2 separate regions of the Mus musculus genome follow, and region 2 is linked to region 1. The links are chromatin loops, found by intact Hi-C in ENCODE. Cell type or tissue: heart. All regions are shown on one strand. Links, peaks and the distances in the headings refer to the core of each region. The heading gives the core; the rest is flanking DNA.

Evidence for each region. Peaks named below come from ENCODE experiments on the same cell type or tissue, not always from the same donor. Only the 100,000 strongest peaks of a DNase experiment are listed, where the experiment ranks them.
Region 2: a loop joins it to region 1, with 7 times the contacts of the local background. A loop is called at or near these places in 5 of 42 quality-filtered maps.

What each region holds. Positions count from the first base shown.
Region 1 is chr6:125,034,924-125,043,253 of GRCm38, reverse strand. Zfp384 (zinc finger protein 384) reads right to left here. Exons shown (of 12, transcript NM_001372420.1): 11 at 7,383-7,541; 12 at 5,385-6,948. The coding sequence ends at 6,529. Ing4 (inhibitor of growth family, member 4) reads right to left here and starts at 3,406. Exons shown (of 8, transcript NM_133345.2): 1 at 3,357-3,406. The coding sequence starts at 3,393. The region is part of intron 1 of 4930557K07Rik (RIKEN cDNA 4930557K07 gene); the gene reads left to right. In heart, for the core only: no CTCF peak of the experiment used is centred there; a DNase peak (open chromatin) is centred at 3,463; H3K4me3 peaks cover 2,129 bases; H3K27ac peaks cover 1,822 bases.
Region 2 is chr6:124,962,020-124,970,349 of GRCm38, reverse strand. It overlaps Cops7a (COP9 signalosome subunit 7A), which reads left to right and starts at 4,838. Exons shown (of 8, transcript NM_001355542.2): 1 at 4,838-4,948; 2 at 5,422-5,626; 3 at 7,653-7,728; 4 at 7,904-7,992. The coding sequence starts at 5,465. It overlaps Gm23851 (a small nuclear RNA gene), which reads right to left and starts at 6,067; the gene lies at 5,963-6,067. In heart, for the core only: CTCF peaks have their summits at 2,365 (motif pointing right), 3,415 (motif pointing right) and 4,736; a DNase peak (open chromatin) is centred at 4,919; H3K4me3 peaks cover 2,469 bases; H3K27ac peaks cover 1,883 bases.

The DNA.
Region 1 (8,330 bases), core at 300-8,299:
ACAAGATCTGACGCCCTCTTCTGGAGTGTCTGAAGACAGCTACAGTGTACTTACATATAATAAGTAATAATATATATATATATTCAAATATATATAATAAATAAATCTTTAAAAAAATACTTTTCTAAAGTGCAATTCAGTATTTTGAAAAAAAAAAGGGGGGCTGGAGAGATGGCTCAATGGTTAAGAGCACCGACTGCTCTTCCAAAGGTCCTGAGTTCAAATCCCAGCAACCACATGGTGGCTCACAGCCATCCCTAATGAGATCTGATGCCCTCTTCTGGTGCGTCTGAAGACAGCTACAGTGTACTTATGTATAATAATACAAAAAACTTAAAAAAAAATATATATGCATATATATATAAAATGGAGTGTGATTCAGTTTTCCCCTCATCTGAAACTGGAGTTTTTTCTTGCTTTTGTTTGTTTGTTTCTTTTTTTAAGTTTTTTTTTTTTTTTTTTTTTTTTGGACAGGGTCTCTGTAGGCCAGGCTGGCCTCAAACTTGCTTTGTAGCCAACGATGACCAACAATAAAATTCTGATTCTTGTCATGTGTTGGCTCCTAATAGTCCAGTGTTAATAGTCCTATGCCAGCTGTATACAGTGTTGGGGATCAAACCTCAGGGCCCTTGCATGCCAGGCAGTCATTCTACCAACTGAGCTCCATGCCCAGCCTGAAATGAGGGATTTATTTGTGACAGGATTCATTCACCCTTTCTCAAAAGGGGAAACCTCTTTTTCAGCTAGCCTCCTGTCTCTGCAAGCCTCCTAACCTCTTCTTATTTGGTGACCTTATTCTATAAACCAGCTTTCTCTCTTTTAGCTTCAACCTCCATCTTCTTTGCTCTCAACTTTAGCACTCATCATGCGTTCTGTAACCGTCCAGTAACTTAAGGCTGTGTTCCACACTTCCTATCTGGCTTAGCTCACTCAGCCTTGCCATCTTCTTGCTCTCTCTGATAACACACTGGCCTTCTAAGCGCCTCACACTTGTCAGCAACTTTCCAGGAGTCCTGGCTTCCTCATCCCACCCACACAGTACCTGCTTCCCCCACTCCACTTCTTCTCATTCTTCAAAGTGCAGTTTCAGAACCGGACTTTCCCAGACTCGGACAAATGCCTTACATAGACAGGCTGTCAAGATAGTCTAGCTAGAGCCGGGTTTGGTGGCGCATGCCTTTCATCCCAACACTCGGGAGGCAGAGGCAGGCGGTTTTCTGAGTTCGAGGCCAGCCTGGTCTACAAAGAGTTCCAGGACAGCCAGGCCTACACAGAGAAACCCTGTCTCGAAAAAAACCAAAATGAAAAAAAAACAAAAAAAAGAGATAGTCTAGCCAGTATTTTTAGTATTTATCCAACCATAACGAAATAACTAATAGTTACTTTGGGTATGTCTCCCTAACCTTCCAGGAGACACATGCCTGGATCAAATTTTAAATTCCCCTCATGTTTAGAAAGTGTCAAATAAATAATTGAATAAACGTATTATTAGTTAAGCTTCTCCACAAAAGCAAATTTTCTCTACAGAGCTTAACCTCACTCTCTCGCTCCCTGTGGTGGGGCAGACTGAACTTCAATCCCAGGGGCTGCCCCTTGTTAGGCAAGTGGTCTAGTGTCATCTCCTATATAAACATAAAGACAGGCTTTCATTATGTAGCCATGGCGGGCCGAGATCTCACCTTATAATACCAGGCTGGTCTCAAACTCAGAGATCTTTCCAAGTGCTGGGATTAAAGGTATGTGCTACCCAAACTTGTGTTTCTGTAAGTCGAACTCAAATGTAAAAAAATGTTTGTACTGAATATGGCTTGGTGCTTATAATCAATAGCACTGTGGAGATAGAAGGAGGGCCTGGAGTTCAAGGTCAACCTGGGCTAAATCAGACACTGTCTGAAAAGACAAAACAAGAGGGGGCTTCTTAAGTCTGTGACAGCAGTTCACTAGGATTACTAGTCACAACAGATTACCAAATCAGATGACTCATCTTTCCCGAGGCAGTCGGCACCACCTTCTCGTTCAAGTAACTTACTTCCTCCTAGCAGTGAATACTAGGTCAGAGGCCTTCTGGTATTGCCAGCATCGACATTTTTTTTTCTCCCGAGACAGGGTTTCTCTGTGTAGCCTTGGCTGTCCTGGAACTCACTTTGTAGACTAGACTGGCCTTGAACTCAGAAATCCGCCTGCCTCTGCCTCCCGAGTGCTGGAATTAAAGGCGTGAACCACTACATCTTATCCTTTAAATGCTGCTTTCTTGAGCTCAGTGTCTTTTTTACTGTCTGAAGTTTTTTCCTGAATAATCTCACTGTCAGATTGAATGCCTATTTCTAAGGCAAAGACTAATGTATTGTTATTACTCCAGAATCTCCTACACTGCTGATTAGATAGTTTATTTTCCAAGCAGAATTCACCTTGGATTTTCCTTCTCTCTCAATCGCAAAGTCATTCAATCAATCTTGCCATGTTCAATATCTTTTTTTGTTTGTTTGTTTTTGAGACAGGGCTTCTCTGTGTAGCTCTGGCTGTCCTGGAACAAACTGTAGACCTGGCTGGCCACGAACTTAGAAATCCGCCCGCCTCTGCCTCCCAAGTGCTGGGATTAAAGGTGTGCCATGTTTAATATCTAAAACTTTCTGTCATTCTCTAAGACCAGGTCTGCACTTCTGATTTGGACTGCTACCATTATTTGATCAGTTACTTTCTTTTATTAAAATCAATGCTCTATTTTAAGATGCCCAGGTTAAGAGTTGCCTAAAAGTCTAATATATCCCCAGCCGATTTCTCACTTCCCAGTCTCTATACACACATACACACACACACGACGGGGGAGGGGGAAGACCAGGGAGGCGAGGAGACAGACAGACAGACATATTCCTCATTTTTTGAGAACTGGATTTTGCTCATAAAGTAAAGCATTTCAGCGATCAACTCAGTGGTCGCTCTATTCCACCCAGCAAGCTTAATGAGGAGCAACTTTTGAGATATAAATGACTAAAGGAATTAGGTCGAATATCTGCAGCTGCTCCAAATGGCAGTGCGTAAGTAACGACGCTGCACAACTTAGGGGGGAAAAAAAATCTACCCTCAAGAACTGAGTCAGCAACTACTTTCCTGCTACCCCTAACCCTTTAAAGCCCAGCCCTGATCCCACGGAGCAGCCCTTCCCTCGTCCAGATCTTGAGCGAGGCCTCTAAGCCCACTGCCCCGCCCCCTCCCTCTTCCCCCTCGAATAAATCTTCCCACGGAACCCTTTTCCTGTGATCTTCAGGCTACCAGAACCTCGGGGCCATGAAGTCTGTCAACCTGGACCCTCTACACCACTCTATGGCCCATGACCCCCTTCTCCAGTTGGCTCTTACTGTCCAGATAATGTTCCAAATACATCCCAGCAGCCATCTTGAAGCAAAACAAAGCAACTTCCGATCTTCCCCGGAAGTGACTGATACACGACAGGCGCTGTAACCATTCTTGGATTACACCTTTTCCGTACCTGAACTTCCGCCCTTACTAAACTATCTGCCTCGGATACATCCGCCGGAAACTGAACTTTTTTTTTTTTTTTTTTGCGCCTATTCACGGTCATCTACAGCGAGGCTGATTTAGCCTGGCTTCCGCCCTTAATAAGGCGGCAATATGTGTCTGCGACAGGCATGACGTCACGCGAAGTCGCCATTTTGCATTCTCTAGCAAACTTTTTTCCCTCCAAAACTAGGAATGTTTGGTAAATGGGGGAATCTATTATGTGTAGTTATATTTTGCAAATAATCGCTTTCAACAAGTAGGGAATCGAGCTGTTTTGCTTTTCTAATTATGAATCTGGCCACCAACGTCCCAGCTTAAGTAGAATAGTCTCGGAGGCAGATGCTTTCTTCAGAAGTTGTCAGGCTTTGCAAATTTAACCCTTTGCATCTCTCATCACTTACAAGTTTCTTTGTGTAGCCCTCGCTGTTCTCGAACTCCAAGAGACCTTCCTCTGCCTCACTAATGCTGGGATTAAAGGCGTGCGATATGGAGATCCATGTTTGTGTTTTGTAATGGACTTATGTACTGAAAAGACTGGGTCATCAAAGTATATGCTAGATAGCAGCCTTCACCCTAGTCAAAACCTGTCAGGTTGCTGCTCTTAGGGAAAGAGAACTCAAACCTCTTAGTATTGGTGGTAGATTCTAGCAGATAGGTGTCGCCTCAAGTTGATATACCCTTCACAGTAGTTAGACCCCATACTTGTAAGATAAAATTTGAGCTCTTTTATACCCAATAAGCCCAAGTTTCCTGCTGAGCAGTTGCTAAAGCAGGACAGCAGGATGTGGACTCCATTCTAATCTAAGAGCATGCTGTCGGATAACTGACTCGGCCGGCTTTTTCCTATACAATGAGAATAACAGACATTATCATTGCGCAAAAGTGGAAATGGATGTTCACCCACAAAGGAGGAGCTGATTGCAATCCTTGTGATGAGAACAGGTTTGTCAAACTCTCCATAGTTGGTGAGTGGAAAGTGCACCAGGCAGCTAACCAACAATACTGAGGTACTACTGTCCTGGATGCCCAGTCCCAAATTAAATGAGACTTCTTTATCCACATCACCAAGTAGTGACAGCTGGCTAGGTCTCAGATAGGAGAACATTTGCCAATCTTTTCAGTACTGTATGAAGGATTTAATCTTCATGAAGCAGTCTTGGGAAATTAGCCGAATCCTTTCATGGTAGACTGTGAGAAGTTTCTTAAGTTTCTTGTTCTGCTCTGTCCAGCACAATGGTCTTCCATTTTAGGTGAACATGATAACCATTATTATCATGGGAAGCTCACTGCATTTGGCATTTTCTTCCATCTTAAACCCAGTAGCTGGTTATAGTTTCCATCACTGGAAACCTTTGCACTGCAGTCTAATGAGACACTATGTATACGTACACAGTGCCCAGTAGAATTTGGATAATATGGGGTTGGGGGTTCCTTTCAAGAGGCCATACATGTCTGTGCCCCTACCATACCTGGCAAGAGACAAAAGATCTCTGTGTAGTCCTGGCAGTCTTAGAACTTGAAACTAGACCAGGCTGGCCTCTTAGAGATCCAACCACCTCTCCCTCCTGAGCAAAGTCGTGCACCACGGCTTGGCTTTTTTTATTTTTTGCGGTGTGGGGGTGGCAAAGGGGAAAGAATATAGCCGTTTTGTTAAATGTAACCTTGTCTCACATATGTAGGCAGTCCCACGATAGGACATGTATACAACTGTTCCTAAACTGGCAATGGCTTCGGAATAACACATCCGGTGGCTTATGAGCCTAGCATCTGTTCTTCACCCTCTCCAGTCTAAATTCTTCCTGCTGGCCTGGAGAGCTCCCCAGATAGCCTTCCCCACGCTAGCTTACACAGTAGCTCACTGCCTCTCATCCTTAAACATGAATTTATTTCTATACAATGGTCTAAAAACACCCCTTAGTTTGTACATAAGATTTTCATTTTTAAATTGCTTTATAACAACTGTATAATTCCTGATTATTTTATCTGAAATCTCCCATGATTAAAAAAATTAAAAGTCAAAAGAAAATTAAAATGCCATGGCCAGAGGACAAGGTGGAGAAAAAAAAATAAGACAAAAATAAAACATCAATATGAAAATTCTCAGAGATAATGCATTTATAAACACAGAAATGGTTACAACAAAGATGGCCGTGATGAGCAGGTATATATATATATATTTATATATATATATTTATATATAAATCCATGTCCGGCATCTGACCGTGGCACCTAGGGAGGCTAAGTCCAGTCCTGTGTGTGCCCTGAATTCTCCCTTCTCTGCAAAAGACCGAATGGTATTGCAGAGAACACAGCTACCACAGCTCCCAGAGCTCCTTGGACTGGGATAGCGAGACTGAGTATATAGGCCCTTGGTTGGCAGAGAAGGAAGGAGGCTGTTAAGGAAAAATAACTCATACTCTTAAGCCACCCTTGGTCACCGGGGAATCTCTGGCACCTTGGCAACCATGAATCAGCTATTGCCCCCTTACAAATAAAAAGGTATAGTCATCACCCAATATAAAGTGAGACCACGGAAGGGGAAGAAAATGGCTCACAGGGGTCAGGCCACGTGCAAAATCTGTTCTTTTACAGGTAAGCATAGAACGGAAGGCTGGTGGCATTTAGAGCTTCCTTCTCTGTTATCTGGGAGGGCCAGCCACTAGTCTTCCATCAACCTCAACTTTGAGGATGAAGAGAGAGAAAGGTAAGCGCCCCACACTGGATAAGATGTGTGAGCTCCCAGCGGATCCTTCTCTCAAGCACCAAGCCCCAGTTTTAAAAGCTCTGCCTGGATGGGGGCTGTTGGATAACACTATCAGCTCAGGATTCCTTGGCCAATCAGGAGCAGCTGAGAATAAGGATGGTTATCTTGCGAAGAAAAGCCATGCCTGAGACCCAAGGAGCTGGAGACAGGACTTGTCAAGGAAGAAGAGAACTTTCCCACCAAGAAGAGTTGACAAAGGAGGGACCAGGACTTCTCCCCGTTCCGATGGATGGCAGTACGGATCTCTAAGAGCTGGCCAGGTGCTCCACCTGGATGGTGCTGGTGGTGACAGTGAGGCAGATGTCTTTATGATGCTCTGCCGGCTTATAGGGGGTCAAGTCAAAGGAACACTGGGGTGGAGGGTTCGGGTTGCTGTCCCCACCACCCCCTCCCTGGGGAGCTGCCCCAGGGGACTGGAAGTGTGGTGGTTGTGGCGGTGGCTGCTGCTGCTGCTGCTGCTGTGACGCCTGTGAAGCCTGGGCCTGGGCCTGGGCCTGGGCCTGGGCTTGAGCTTGGGCCTGGGCTTGAGCTTGGGCCTGGGCTTGAGCTTGGGCCTGAGCCTGGGCCTGGGCCTGGGCCACCGCTGCTGCTGCTGCCGCTGCTTGCACTTGCTGTTGAAGATCAGGAGGGTTGTGTTTGCGCATATGTTTCATAAGGTATGTTTCCTGAGGGAGATGGGTATGAAAAGAAGTTAAGATAAAAGAAAGGGAAAAAGACAACCTGCAAGTCTCAACCTGGGCTCTTACTCTGTAGTGTCTGTCTACGAAGAGATGTTCTGGAGTGGGGCAAAAAGGAACAGAACCTTTAGAAGTCACGGCGGACGCTGAGTTGGCAGACAGAAACCTATTTCTCTCAAAGACCTCTGAGTGAAGCCATTACAACCTTGTTCTAGAATCTCATAGAAAATACCTGAAATCTAGAATGAAGAGTCACTGCTTATGGCACTAATTATCTCTGAATGCTGACTCTAGTAACTGAGAACAGGGGAAAGCAGATGCCAAGCCAGTCACCCACAGACTCCATCAAGTAAAGACACAGTGGACTGCTGTCTTAAGAGAGATGGGGGTGGGAGGGAGACGACGAGACACACAATACTTACTGATGTATATGCCCGACTGCAGATTGTGCAGGTATAAACCTTGGCGTGTTTCACTGTGTGTGTAGATAAGTGAGCCTCGAGAGAGGCTGCGTCTGTATATGCTCGGTGACAGTTGTGGCACTTGAAGGGTTTATCTTTGTTGTGCTGCCGTCTGTGAGACTGCAAACAATGAGAGAAACCAAAGTGAGTCCCGGTTCTTCCTTGGCCTATAGAGAGTTAGCCTCACGGTGATCACAGGCCATCCTAGCTTCCCGTTCTACAGGAAGGCAGTAGAGACTGCTTTGAATAGAACGTTAGGACTAATGACTGGGAGAGGAAATGTGTCTCAAAAGGCACAACCTTGGGTCGTAGTAAAGTTACACTGGCTTCCAGTGGTCTCGTGAGGTATGGAGACTACATGGTCCTTTCCAAGGGCTCACAGAATCAACTCTTCACGATGAGCTAAGGGCTAAAGAGATGGCTGAGTGGGTAGAGTGTTTGCTGTGCAGGAAGAACTGCTCAGATCCTCGGCATCCACGTAAGAGTAGGTGAGGCCTTGTGAAAACAGGAGCATCCCTGAGGCCTCCTGCTCTAGTCACAAAATAGTGAGCTGGACATGCAGTAAAACACTGTCTCACAAATCAGGCGGTGCTCCAGAAGCAGACGCCCACGGTGCCTCCCCAACATGCCCACACACACACGAGCCAGGTGTGTGCCTCTGCTCGCTCGCTCGCTCGCTCGCTCTCTCACATTATTATAGTATCCCATGAGAGGAGTGGGCTCACACTCACCTAAGCCACAGACCTTGCAAAAATCCTGGGCACAGCAGCACATGCCTGAAATCCCAGCACTTAGAAGGCTGAGGAGTTAGGATGGCAGGTTCAAGGCCAGCCTGAGCTACACAGCATACCATTTTAAGAGTAACAAAATCACAAGGGCTGGGTGTGTAGTTCAGTGGTAGAGTGCTTG
Region 2 (8,330 bases), core at 42-8,041, 73 kb after region 1:
GCACTCTTACAACTGACCCATATCCCTTTCTGGTGGCCTGTCTTTTGAAGAACAACTGTTGCCAAATGTATCAATTTTTTCATCTTACAGTTAGAATGAGTATTAAGTACTTCTCACCTAGTTTATATCCCAGACTATAACCCAAACACAGAGGAAGAGATCGAGAGAGGTAAGGCAGGACTGTAGAGATGACTTGCCTCAAACCAGAACTAAATATGTCTCCGTCTTGAATTCGTGGATATATTCTAGGTAATCTGCTCTCGAGCCTTTTACGTTTACTCTGTAGTACTGGTATCAGAGCAGTCAAAGGAATGACCGTGCTGAACCACACCTTGGGGAGCTGTGAAAAGAGGCACCAGGGGAAAAGGCCAAATATCTTGTACCTCAGATTCACTGTGTGCCCTGGATTGTCCTTGGGCACGATTTTGTGCCTTCTGTGACAAACATTTACATTCAACTTACAAGACAAGCTTATTCTTGTTGCCTCTCAGAATATAGCTGTGGCACTCAGTCTGGTGAAAGGACTTGCTGAGTGCTGTTCTTAGTGTTCCCTGGATCTGGACATGGCCTCCTGCCTCACTTTCATGCTTTCCCAGATATAATCTATAATATGTGACTGGCAATTGTGTTTAAGTTGGTCTGTCCTGAGAAAGCTCTGGGAAAGGGCTGCACTGTTAATATTTTGTGTGTGCTCACTGGTGTTTATTTACATGTTTGTCTGACCATGTTTTTCTGAACTCAACCAACCTTTCCTGGATAATTGCTTCGTTACATTCATGTATATAAATACACTGAATCTGAAATAAGGTTGTCTGCAGCACCAGATTGTAGACCACCCCATTTGTTCAGCCCTCAGACCCCAGGGCCAGCAGTAAAGAATCAGTCTTATCTCCTTCTTCATATATATCCAGTTCTCAGAGTCAGCAAAATGTATATGCTTTCTTTCCTGCTCCAAGGTGCAGTCACAAATCAAGTTGTTTATGTGTGTGAGTCTGTTTCTGGGCTATTATGGTCTAGTGGCCCATCTGTCTATAAGTATATCAATACTATGCCTTCTTTCTGTACTGTAGACTGAATCTAGGTTCTGACCTAAGTTAAGCATGTGGCCTATAGCACAGAGCTGCATCTATGGTCTTGTGTGAGTCACAGTACATGTCTTGGTATCTGATAAAGCTAGTGTTTACATCTTGGTCCTCTTTGGGAACATCTTGGGGATCAGTGAGAAGGCTCAGGGGGTAAAGGCCTGATGACATGAGTCTAGTACCCAGGACGTACACGGTGGAAGGAGAGAACCAACTACTGAAGTTGTCATCTAACCTGTACACATGCATTGCAGTACCTATGTGCCCACACACATACAAACGGGAGTGTAACACACACATCTGGCCTTCTCTATTTCTTTGGGTTTGAGACTGCATCTCATGCTGTAACCTACACTGGGCTTGCACTTAGAACCATCATCCTGCTCTGACATCTTAAATGTTGGCGTGACAGACATGAGCCATCGTGTCTGACTTCAAGAGAGTCCTGATACAGTCAGTTTCCCACACTTTGGGATTTGGTTTGCAAATATTTTGCTGATGATTTCAGTGTCAGTTTGTGATGCTGACCTATAGTTTCCAATCTCATTTTGTCTTTGACTGGTTTTATCAAAACATAGCTCTGGCCTCATAGAATAAGCATTCTTTCTTTTCGAACTTTCTGGAAATGTTATGTGAAATTGAAATGACTGGCACTCTGCCTTTTTAGTTACCAGACTAGCCTTTAATGGCTGAGCCACCTTTCCAGCCTGTGATGTACACTTTAAGAGCTTTGTACAACTTCAGGTTATTTTCCTTTGCTCAATTTTTTTCCCAAGGAAGGATCTTCTTATGTAACCCAGGCTAGCCTTAAACACATGACCCTCATATGCTACTACTCCTGGCTGTAATATCATTTTCTTTCTTCCTTCCTTCCTTTCCCCCACCCTGCCCCCCAACAGATGGTTTCTGTGTAGCTCTCACTGTCCTGTAACTCACTCTGTAGACTAGGTTGGCACTGAACTCACAAAGATCCTCCTGCCTCTGCCTCCCTGGAGTACTGGGATTAAATGCATGTGCCACCATACACAACTTGTCATTTTCTTTTTAAGACTTTAAGTTGGGTGTGGTAGTACACAGATTTAGTCTCAGCACAAGAGGCAGAAACAGGCTTATCTATGTCCGTTCCAGGCCAGCCTGGTCTACAGATTGAGTGCCAGGACAGCCACCCGGAAACCTGTCTTAAAACAGTTGAGAAACCCTGTAATAAAAAACAAACTAATAAAGTTTATTTTTTTTTTCCTTCAAGTATGTGTACATCACATGCAGTGCCCGTGGAGACCAGAAGAGGGCATCAGAACCCTCTGGAATTGGAGTTTGACAGTTGAGCCATTTTGTGGGTGTTGGCAACAGAAGCCAGGACCTCTGTAAGAACAGCCAGTGCTTGTAACCACTGAACCATCTCTCCAGCCCCTATGATGTCACTCTTAAAACTCTTCTGTTCATGCCTTGCATCTAACCCACTTGCAAATAATGTTCACTGAAGTCCGACAACTCATTCCCACTGTTTCTGCTTGGTCCAAGTCAACTTCATTGCTCACCTGAACACCTGTAATAGTCTCTGGTTGATCTTCCTGCTTCTCTCTGTGAGCTATCAATAGTGGTTTAAAAATCTTGATTATACTCAGGTGTGGTGTTGCACAACTTTAATCCCAACACCTGGAAGGCTGAGGTAGGCAGCCTTTGGTGAGTTAGAGGATAGCTCACTCTACACAGTGAGTTCCAGGACAGTCCATGATATATAGCTATATAGTGAGATCCCGTCTCAAAAAAAGGAAAAAAAAAATGTCTGGTCAAGTTGACAAAGGCTAGAGTCATCTTAAACGCGGAACTTCAGTTGAGAAAATGAGCCCATTATATTGCCTGTAGGTAGATCTATGGACTTATTTTCTTTTCTAAAAACTATGTTTTTGAGTGTTTTGCCTGCAAATACTCACGTGCACCATGTGCATCGCTGGTGCCTAATAACCCATTCAATGCCCCGAAGCTAGATTACTGTGGGAGCTGGGAATCGAACCAGGTCCTTTGCAAGAGCAACAAATGTTCTTAAATGCTGAGTCACCTCCGCAGCCCTGTAGTTATTTTCTTGATTAATGATTGGTGTGGGAGGCTCAGTGCATTGTGGGTGACACTACCAGGCAAGTAGTCCTGGAGGTGTAAGGTGTTTAGTGTGAGCCCTAGAGAGCAAGTCAGTCATCGCATCCCTCGTGCTCTGCCCAGACTTCCCACCAGGATGGACGGTGATCAGGATGTGAAAGCCTTGGCTTTGGCTGGTGTTTCCACATGGTGACAGAAAGCAAATGATTTATTATGTGTAGTGTTCCGCCTGCATGCATGCCTGCAGACCAGAAGGGGGCACCAGTTCTCATTAGAGATGATTTTTGAGCCACCATGTAGGTGCTGGGATTTGAACTCAGGACCTCTGAAAGAGCAGCCAGTGTTCTAAACTGCTGAGCCATCTCTCCAGCCCATTCATTGCCTTGTTTTCTAACTCTTCTCTCTCTCCCACTCTCAGCCTGGAACTATGCAGCTCACATGGCCTTTGGGCCTAAGATACTCCTGACTTAGCCTCCCAAGTGCTAGACCACAAGCATGCACCACCATCCCTCGAAGGAAGCGACGGAATCAGACAGGTATGCACTTGGACCCTATCCATATTTCTTTGTCCTACAGGTTAGTTCCAGAACTCAGCCCTTGAAGGTCCAATTCTCCTGCCTCAGCCTACTGAGTGATAGGATTACAAATCATCTAACAGTAAACCTGGCTTTACCTTAATTTCCTCCTTATATGGTTTCTGTAAGGATTTTTGTTTTGTTTCATTTTGAAACCTGGTCTATTTAGTGGCGGATGATCCAACTCAGAAATCCACCTAATTAAAGGTGTGTACCACCATGATATTTGGGAGATAGGGTCTCTCACACTGTAGCCCGGGATAACCTCCCAACATATAGCAATCCTCCTGCCTCAGCCTCCTGGATGCTGGGATTACAAGTGCCCGGCTGAATCCTTTAACTTTTAAATTTCCTCATCTGCCTTGGTTCCACTCACACTTTTCTCCTTGCTAATTTGGGATCCAAAGACTAAAAAAATGACTCAATATTTATTTGTAGTAACCATGGCCAAAAGTCTGGTCATGCGATCTGAAACTTCTATGGGAAGAAAACCTCAAAAGCCTAACCAATACACTTCCTTTTCCCCCTTAATCACTCGGGGGTTTGTTTTCTTTCTTATTGAGACCGGTTCTCATGTTGCTCAAACTGGCTTGGAATCTGCGATGGAGCTGAGGCTGGTTTTGAACTCCTGATTCTCCCCTACCTCTACCTCCAATACGCCGGGGGGTGGGGTGGGGGCATGTGTTACCACTTCCTGCCCCCTTACCCTTTAAACTTTTCTTCTGCTCTTTAAAAAGAGTGGATAAGTTGTTGGACTATTTATAGCCTCGTTTCTCTCCTTTCTCCCTTATTTTTTCTTTCTGCGAATTCTCGCCTTCCGCTAACGCTCACGTCGCCGCAGGAACTCGGGGCCGCCATCCTGCCTTGTCCTGCAGCTCCCGGGAGGGTCGCTCCCCCGGACCTCCGCAGAGCCGAGGTCCTCTCCGCACCCTGCATTCACCGCTCTCGCACCCATAAAGATGCACGGACAGAGCGGAAGATGGGCGCCGCTCTCGCGCCTCCCGCGGTCCGGAAACGGAAGCAGGCCGGAGCCGCCCGGAACCCGCCTCCCGAGAGCGGAAGTACGGCCGGAAGCTGGCCATAGAAGCGAGCGGCTAGAGCGGCCCTGCGGGGAGGTGGCAGGAAAGGCTTGGGAGCCGCTGCCGGAGGTGACGGAGCGGCCGCCCCGCCCCGTGCGCTGGGAGACGAGGCTTCCAGGTAGCCGTCGGTTGCAGTCGGTCCGGGGGTACGACCTGGCCTTGGGCGCAGACCCCGGCCGGTCCCGGGGCTGCCTCTTTAAGGGAGGGGGTGGAGCCGCGAGTCAGGCGCGAGGAGGTGAGGTCACGTGGGGGCGGCCACGTGCACGACTCGCGTCCCGAAGTGGGGGTTCGTCGTCGTCCGGTAGACACCATGTGCTATCTCTCCCTTCCCTGGTTCATCAGTCTTGGAACTCAATGGGGTGCACGTGGTGGGGCTTGGGACTGGGCCCGGGATGACGGAGCGGGTGGGCGTGGCAGCCAGGATGGGGCTGGCTTGGAGGAGCCCTCGAGTTGCCTTTTAGACCTCAGGACCCCACTTACTCACTGCGGATGTGGCGGGGTCCCTCTTGAGCGTGCAGCTCCCGTCCCTTCGAGCTGACCACCCTCGCAGGGTCCAGGGACCTTTAGTTTCACGTTCCTCTTTCCTTGCAGCTCCAGAAATCTTGAGGCCAGAGCCCCGCACCTCGGCGCAGCCATGAGTGCGGAGGTGAAGGTGACAGGGCAGAACCAAGAGCAGTTTCTGCTCCTTGCCAAGTCGGCTAAGGGGGCGGCACTGGCCACACTCATCCACCAGGTGCTGGAGGCCCCTGGTGTCTACGTGTTTGGGGAACTGCTGGATATGCCTAATGTTAGAGAGGTGTGTTGCTTGCCTGGGTAGTCCCCAAAGAACGTTGGGACCAAAGTTAACTCTTGAGTGCTGGGCTCGTTTTTTGTACCCAGTAACCACTCAGGTGATCGGGGTACCGATAATTAGCTCTCAACATGGAAAAATAAATCAATCAAATAAAGGTCTTCATTATCTTACAGATAAAGGGTCTGTAAACTTAGTGCTCCCTCCCTCTGTACCCACACTTTGAGTCAGGATTTCACTGTGTAGTCCTGGCTGCCCTAAACTAGTAACTATGGTCTAAGGTGGCCTTGAATGTGTGGGAAATCCCTGCCTATGTCTCATGCATAATTTTTTTTGTTATTTAAAAATATGGAACGCTTTACAAATTGGAGTGTCGTCTTTGCTCAGGGGCCATGCTAATCTTCTCGGGATCGTTCCAGTTTTAGTATATGTGTTGCTGAAGCAAGCAGAAATCTTTAATTTTGAAGCAAAAGAACAAGTCATTAAGAATACCACTGATAAACTCCAGCTTGTCCACCAGTATGATATCTTTTTGTGTTGGTTTTTTTTTTTTTTTTTTTTTCAGGACAGGGTTTCTCTATGTACTATAACTGTGTTCTGGAACTCTCTCTGTCGACCAGGCTGGCCTTCAACTCAGAGATCCTCTGCCTCTTCCTCTCGAGTGTTGGGATTAAAGACTTGTGCTACCATGCCTGCCTAGTGATACCTCTTAATAATCCTGTCACTAACATTTGGGAGGTAGAAAGAGTTGGATCTCTGAGTTGTAGGTCAGCCTGGTCTACAGATTGAGTTCCAGGACAGCCAGGGCTACACAGAGAAACCCTATCTTAAAAACAAAATAAGTCAGAAAACCTGGATCAGAAAACCCTCAGTTTTCTCTTTAAAATGGTGGTGAGAATCTAACTGCTGATAGAGTAGTTGCTTAGCACTTGTGAGGCCTTGGCTTCGATTTCGGAACTTGGGATGCTGAGATAGGGGACCACAACTTTTTAGATCAGCGTGGGCAACTTAGACTCCATCTCAAAAAGGAGTGGGGGTCTTTTCAGTGAAAGAGCCCTTGTCTGTAGTTTGCAAGGCTCAGTATAGGTTCAGTTCTCAGAACTGCAATGAGGAAAAACCTAAAAAAGCACACAGTTCCCTTCACGGTTACAGAAGTAACATTGTGGGGAAGTCTAAAGTCCCCTGAAATCAGAAAGAATGAGCATATTGAATTATGCCATGGTACCCCACCCCACCCCCAAAGTGTCACACATTCTGATTCATTTAAGGTAGAAAATGAAGATGCTGTCTTCTGCCCTAAGACGGTAGCAAAGCTATGAACACAGTAATGAGAACCACTCACAGAAATGGCTGCGTCAAGAACTTAGAAAGCATAGAGCAGGTGGATTGCCACTCTCGTGACACCAGCCTGTCACGAGAGCCTGACCGAAGTGTGTGGCTAAACTGAGCCAAGCATTAGAAGACCTTTGGTTGAATCAGGATAGAAAGTTACTTTGACTGCTGTTTTACAAAACACTGGCTTTTGTTGCTGATTTTATCCACAGTAAACTGAAGTATATCGTTAGGATGAAGTAGATGCCAGTGAAAGAGATCAGATAAGTGAATGAAAATATATGTCAGCAAGTCAGCCATTTATCAGTTATTTACTGCGAGGGCTGCAGCTCTGCTGGGTCTAATGCCTTGTTAAAAGACTGTTAAGTGAGAACCTACAGGGATGGTATGCCAGGATAAGTGGGGGTGACAGGAAGGGAGATGCTGTGGATGAAGTAAGCCCTCACTATGAGGACATTGCGAAGCAGTGGCCACACTATACCCTCTGGGGGCCACACAGTTTACGATGTCTGGTGTACGCGTGTGCACCTGTAATAGTCACAACACTGAAAGTTTTAAGCTCTGAGAGTAGGAATTAGCTGCTTAGCGCAGCAAAGGGCCAGAGTAGAGATGAGCAGCTGAGGGACCAGGATAGGTACTGTTGGGATGGATGGGGTAAGATCAGGGCCTTCTTGTCACTTCCTCCCTCACGTTCTTGCAGCTGGCAGAAAGCGACTTTGCCTCCACCTTCCGGCTGCTCACAGTGTTTGCCTATGGGACCTATGCGGACTACTTAGGTAAATAGGGGCCAGAGCTGTGGAGACAGGAGAAGGGTGGTTCTGGAGAGACTTGGAAGAAATACCTACTACGATGCCATAAGTGAACCTCTGCAGTGTTAGACCATAATTGGTACAGAAAACTTGTAGGAAACTGCTAAAAACAAGATTCCCGGGCTTCTCTCCCTGTCTCTAGCTGAAGCCAGGAATCTCCCCCCACTGACTGACGCACAGAAGAATAAGCTTCGACATCTGTCAGTTGTCACTCTGGCTGCCAAAGTCAAGGTAAGTGACAGCCTTGCCAGCTGCCAGTCCAAAGCCAGAGACGACCTGTTGTGAATCCAGGGAGTCTAAGGAGAGCCATTGGCCTCCCCTGTCTGGGTCTGAACTGAAACTCCATTTCTGCAGTCACTTAGTTAGGAGTCTGTCAGTTTGAACTGAAGTTCTAAGTCATCGTCTTTTGTGATTGGGGTAAAAATAGCCACTAGAAGGCTGGCCGGCTCATTCATCAGATGGAGTTCCAGGCCAACAGAGCCTCAGAGCTAGAACTGGGGTCCTTCTCTACTTACTATAGTAAGATGTGTGTGACCTACAGTACCTGTGTGCCCCTGTGGGCACAGACT